Linked DNA regions of Homo sapiens: region 1 is linked to region 2. A link is a loop called in an ENCODE intact Hi-C map of the cell type or tissue named here. Cell type or tissue: Caco-2. All regions are shown on one strand. Links, peaks and the distances in the headings refer to the core of each region. The heading gives the core; the rest is flanking DNA. Region 1 has its middle 110 kb from the start of LINC00399. Region 2 overlaps LOC124903210 (a long non-coding RNA gene).

The links. Hi-C counts contacts between places; a loop is a spot of excess contacts. Peaks named below come from ENCODE experiments on the same cell type or tissue, not always from the same donor. Only the 100,000 strongest peaks of a DNase experiment are listed, where the experiment ranks them.
Region 1: a loop joins it to region 2, with 4 times the contacts of the local background. A loop is called at or near these places in 2 of 110 quality-filtered maps.

The regions. Positions count from the first base shown.
Region 1 is chr13:109,508,917-109,511,840 of GRCh38, reverse strand. No RefSeq gene overlaps it. Among named protein-coding and RNA genes, the nearest start is that of LINC00399, 110 kb to the right of the region's middle. In Caco-2, for the core only: no CTCF peak of the experiment used is centred there; DNase peaks (open chromatin) are centred at 1,600 and 2,114.
Region 2 is chr13:109,585,529-109,588,452 of GRCh38, reverse strand. It overlaps LOC124903210 (a long non-coding RNA gene), which reads left to right. Exons shown (of 2, transcript XR_007063870.1): 2 at 1-2,924. Among named protein-coding and RNA genes, the nearest start is that of LINC00676, 140 kb to the left of the region's middle. In Caco-2, for the core only: no CTCF peak of the experiment used is centred there; a DNase peak (open chromatin) is centred at 1,322; H3K4me3 peaks cover 349 bases.

The sequences.
Region 1 (2,924 bases), core at 294-2,793, 77 kb after region 2:
TATACCATCACTACACTACTTGCCTCCAGTGATCAGAGATGGGTTCTCAGACATAGTATCATCTTCTGTGCTGGCATTGTCATTGTTTCAATTTAGTCTCATAAACATTATACCCTAGCTTTTTTTATGCTGTAGTTTTCCTGTGGTATAATTAATATTCAGTCACTTGTTCAGTGAGCATCAGAATTATTAAAAATGTGTTAAAATGCACTTTCCCAGTTCGTAAGCCTTTAAATTCTCATTTATTGGTTGTTTGGTCTAACTCTGAACCATTTCTCCAAGCTTTGCCAATGTAGCTGGTCCAGGGATCACACTTTGAAAAAACACTGCTCTATATGTGATACTATAATATTTGAGGGTCAGAATAATTAAGGTCATTATATGAATATTCGGCATTAAGCAAGAAACTCAATCATATTCATCTTTTTTTTTTTTTTTTTTTTTGCTTATTACAATAGTGCACATTTTAGAGAGATTTTCACCAAAGGCTGAGAAAAAAAGATATATCTTGCTAGGTTTCAGCTGGCCAGTAAACAAATGTGACTGCATCTCTCTGTGTACTGAAGAGTTCACTGCCTCTCTGGAGGCTGTTCCCACCTGGGGTTAGGGATATCCTTTGGGAAGCAGGGGGTCCTTGCCCCTCTTTTCAGAGCGGCCCCAGCAGAAGGTTGTCACTTCTTTCTCCTAGGTAACCCTGCAAGGGCTGCCCTTTAAGAGTAATCACAAGTAATAGCCATAAACCAAGGGCCCAGAATTGAGTTTATATTCTTAAGGGGTCAAAGAAGAAAGAGATAAAGAACCAAGATGCTTTGTAATTTAGATTTTTTGTTTCCTCAGATCTTTGAGATTCCGGGCCAAATGATAGTTGAGAAAAATGAAAAGGGAAAAAAGGGGCGTGCATGCTCAAAATTCTATATTTAAGTTGTTCATAATGTGATTACTTTTGCTGGTTCTATTAATCTTCAGAAGAGTAGCTAAATGCAAATGTAAGCATTTTAAGGCATTAAAATTATGCAGAAAAATCTGAGTAGAATTCTAAGAATATGTATGTATATGTAATATTTAAATTATAATTTAAGAACCTTTCCAAGAACATTTGCTTAATAAATAGAAATGAGAACAGAAAATTTTGCAATGCTAATTATTATACTACTATCTCTCTCCAGATCTTACAAGATGCTAGGAGATATGTTACAGGTGTTCATTTGAAAAAGAAATAGTTTTAACTTCTCTTTTATGAGAATAATGGAAGATTAAAGAAAGCCAAAGTGAGTGGTTCAGAAAGGGTGTTCCAGAATATTGTAATTATTAACGAGTGCTTGTGTATTGATGGAAAGAAAACATCTTTACTCAAAAGCAATAAAGATCTTCATAGTCCAAGTCCAGGCAATGAGGCGGAATAAGCCCATGCATCAGTTTAAAAATAGAAGATAGAGAGGCATGGTTTCAACCAGGATTGCCTAAACTACCTTTTCATTAGGGAAGAGTTTATGATAATAGAAGCGCAGGTTTACTAAGTTATCTCTAAAGTATTTACACTAATAGACTAATAAAGTTCTCAAGTGATATTCTGGCATGCACTGGCCTCAGGTCAGCTCCTCAGCATGTACAGAGGTCAGGTAGGAGCTCAGGAATGCAAGCGACAGTCTCACTCCCTCCAAATCTGCACAGTCTGTACCATCCCAGAGTCCCTTCAATTACTGTCTTCAATCCTCTTCTTTCTCCAGGCAAAGGCAGGTTTCAGCCACTTCCATAGCCAACGGTCAAAACCTTGGAAAACAATCATCAATGGTTCAGAACCAGAAATAAAAACCAAACTTCCTGAATGATGCTGGGTGTTGCTAGGGAAAAGTGGATAAATGTCTCTCCTAGATAAAAATATTTACTATTTACCCTCAATTTGTTCCTCTTTCTTGTTGCCATTCTTTTGTGCTGGACTTGGAGTTTCATGGTGTTGAACACATAGATGTACCCAGTCAATTCTAAGTAACTGGAATATGAGCTATGAAAACTCCAAACATGGGCCCAGTGTTACCGTCTAGCAAGGATGCTGTTTGCCCTGAAAATCCTGTGTAGGTAGAAAGGACTGGTTTTTCCACATTGCATACTGGGACACGATGTACCTAGCAACATTGCATACTGGGACACGATGTACCTAGCAACTGAATTGCTTATTTGAACCTGCCCCAAGAAGCAGCTATCACTCAAGAGTGTTGTCCTGGGATATGGCTGCAATGATACAGGGTACCCATTGCATAAAACTTGCGCAAAGTTCAGCTCTGTGAAGCAAAGGTATCACAAACACAAGCAAATCCTGACTCCAGTCTTATAAGTCTTGTTTTCCTTCAAAGGTAGTAGACTATACCAAGCTTTATTTAAATGGGAAATGAAATGAAAAATGATTATTTAGGCACATACCCTAATCATCCTAGTGAAGATGAAGAACTACTCTATGAGTCACAGCTGGGAAGCAGCCCTAATGTCTGTGGTCAGATTCTGAGACACCATCACAGATTCACAGATGTTTTACTGGGGGAAGAGTACTCAGCTTTGGTTTAACAAGGATAAAAATGCTTCAGGCTTTCCTGAAGGTGCTGCATCTCTTTTTGTTTGAAACTATGGATATGGGTTTACAATCACCAGTGGTTGTGCATTTAGTAGGGAGTGTGCATTCATCAGTGCCATTAAAGTGGCCTAAATTGAAGCTGAATCAAAAAGTAGCCAATTTATTTTTTATTTTTCTTTCTTCTATGTTGCTTTTCCCTCCTCTTTCTTTCCTTCCTTTTCTCCTTGGGCCACTTGAGGCCTCCCCACAACCTGAGAACAATCAGAGATTACTGGGGTAATGTCAGAAAGATGCAAGTCAACTTGAATAAATTCCCCTTGGCCAATGGTCAATATGAACATCAACAATAATAACTGCA
Region 2 (2,924 bases), core at 306-2,805:
ACTCTTCTCTTTGACATTTGTACAACTTCACCAAGCACTAACACACCTATGAGAGGCCACTGGCCCTTGTTTCCAGCCTCGGAATTCTCCAGGAATCCTGTGTGGAGGAGAGAGGACCTGTATACAGTCTGAATATCACCCTCTGGAAATAGTCCTCCCAGGACACACATTGGTAAGGCCTTCTCTTGACCTCGGGTTCTTTTCTCTTCTTGCATGATGGTAGATGCCTGCAGCATATCAGGTTGAGCTGTTTCATCCCAGGATTTCTCCCATTTTGTGAAACGCTGGCCGTGGTAGGACCGCTCGGTCCTCTGCTCTGTGGTATCCCACACACTTCATCTCAGGAAGTCTTGTCTTGTCTGAGGACTTTCTTCAAAAACCTCAAATCTTTCCTGCTGATTTCAGCCCTCTATAACTTTAACTAAAGATCTGCAGCCTTTTTCTGTAAAGGGCCAGATAGTAAATATTTTAGTCTTGTGGGCTATAATGATCTCTCTCACAAACACTCAATGCTGCTGTTGAAGTGAAAAAGCAGCCAGAGGCCACATGTTCATGAAGGGGCAAGGTGTGTTCCAATAAAACTTTGTTTATAAAAACATTCAGTCAGCAGGATTGGCCTGTGGGCTGTAGTTTGCCTTCCCTTGCCTTAGACTATAACATTTCCTTTGGAAAAATCAAAGCTGTGATCCAGGGTGGAACCATTGTGGATTCATGCTTAAGTTTAATACAGTTAAAACCAAACTCCCTTTTCTACTAAAATTAGCTCCCGCCCCAGATTTCCCTATTTCTGGCAATGACAGCAACACTTTCCAACTCATACACGTTTAACAACATGGAGTTGAATATTTGATTCCTCCTCTCCATGAACTGCCATATTTCTCACATCTGTGTATTTCTATTTTCATAGCTGTCATATCTTATCACTTCACATGGGATATTTATTTTCTTGGCTTTGGGACTGACAGATTTGCCTTCAGTTTTTAATTTATTTTTATTTTTTCATCTTAGTATGGTTTTGGGGTCAATCATTCCTAAAAATGTTGCTGTTACCAATCCTTTACTCTTCAGTCTTCCTCACCTACCAAACTCTGACTGCAGTCTGCCTTCAGTTTCTACCTAGGTCTCACCATGGGGTTTTCCTCTGACAAGGAAGTCCACTTTGCTTTGTTCCCGCACCCTGTTCTTTGGCTCACATTACTTCCTCTGTTCAAGATGACCTTTCATCCACAAGGCTCCTCCCCTGTGTCCATTCTCAAAAGCCGAGCTCAGTTCTAGCCTTCTCCCTGACCCTCATCAGTCCATTCCGTCCCATACTCTCCTGTGCCGACGTCTCCCACCTGTGGAATCTTGAGTGCAGGTCGTCTCTTAGACTCACTTGGCACCTCATCACACAGCACCTTGCATCCTTTTCTAAAGTTTCAGAAGTGTTTGTGATATGCCCCTGATTAGAGCAATGTTTGTCAAGACCAGCAGCATGCCTCACAGTGCCAGGATTGTGTTTGCATAGACATTCTTTCCTCCACGATATCCTGTCTTATCTCCTTATCAGTTATTGGAGTTTAAGGGGAAGTAGCTTTTTAAAAAAAAAAAAAAAAAAGTTAAATGAACTATCTTTATAGGCAATCCTAAATTTTTAAATTGCCTGTGTAATAGACACTATTAAAACTAGAGGGTGATAAGACCCCAAATCACTCTATCCAAGCCCATTGTGCTAGTAAAACATTTGAAAATCCACACTGATGCAATGGCCACATGAAAGAGAACAAGGTTTTGCAATGCTCAAAGTTGAAACAAAAATGAATTAGAGCGTTGCCTCCTCTACTTTTGAGGGAAATACTCATACTTGAGATAAAGAAGATTAAGCCGATTTTATTATGGGGAAAATGAAATGATAGGCAATTTTGTGGATTTTCCAAAGGAGATTTATTAATACATGTATCTTTAAAAATATTAGATGTTGACTAAGAAATTTTCCCCTTAAATATCCAATTTTCCTTAAAAATTAATGGCTTTCATTTTCTTTTAGATGTGGGATTATTACCGCCACTGCTTTTATATATCAGCTTTAATAGAAATCTTTTTTTGGATCAAAACTTGAAAGAAAACATTTGCGAAGAGTAGAATGTATAAATGAACGATGGTATATTCGTGCAAAAGAATACTACACAGCATGAGTCTGCAAACTCCATCCTGTAGGTCGAATCTGGCCCATCGCCTGCTTCTTAGAGCCTGCAAACTAAAAAAGGTTCTTACATTTTAGATGTAAAATTTTTGAAAGTAGGAGATTTTATGCCATGTGAAGGTTATATAAAAGTCAAATTTCAGTGTCCATAAATGCATTTGTATTAGGGCACAGCAAGATTCATTTCCTTATGTATTGTCTGTGGCTGCTTTTTGTGCTATACTGCCAGAGAGACTTTTTCGGCCTGAAAGGCAAAATACATACTACATGGCTCTTTAAGAAAGCGCTTGCTAACCCCTGCTATGCAGCAGTAAAATTAGCAAACAGAAAGGGAGACTTTCACAAATATGATGGTGAATGAATAAAGCTAGTCTCTAAAGAGTAGGTGTCATATAGTCCAGGCAAAATTAATCTACAGTGAAATAAATCAGAATGGAGATTTGCTCTGGGTGCGTGGGCTCTGTATGCAAGGGAGGCTTCTGGGGTGCTGGCAGTGATTGACTTCTTGAGCTGAATTCAGGTTGCACAGATGTATGTTCCCCAAAATTCTCTGGGCACTTGCAATTTGTGATCTTTTCTGCATTTATGTTATACTTCAGCCTTAAAGGTTTACTTAAAAGAGCCTAGGAAGAATAAAAAAGAATGATTAAGAAGAGAAATGAAAATAGAGGAAAGAGGATGCACGCTGAGGAACAGTTATGAACTGGAAGACGGCAGAGCTGCCGGGATGTGCCTGGAGCCG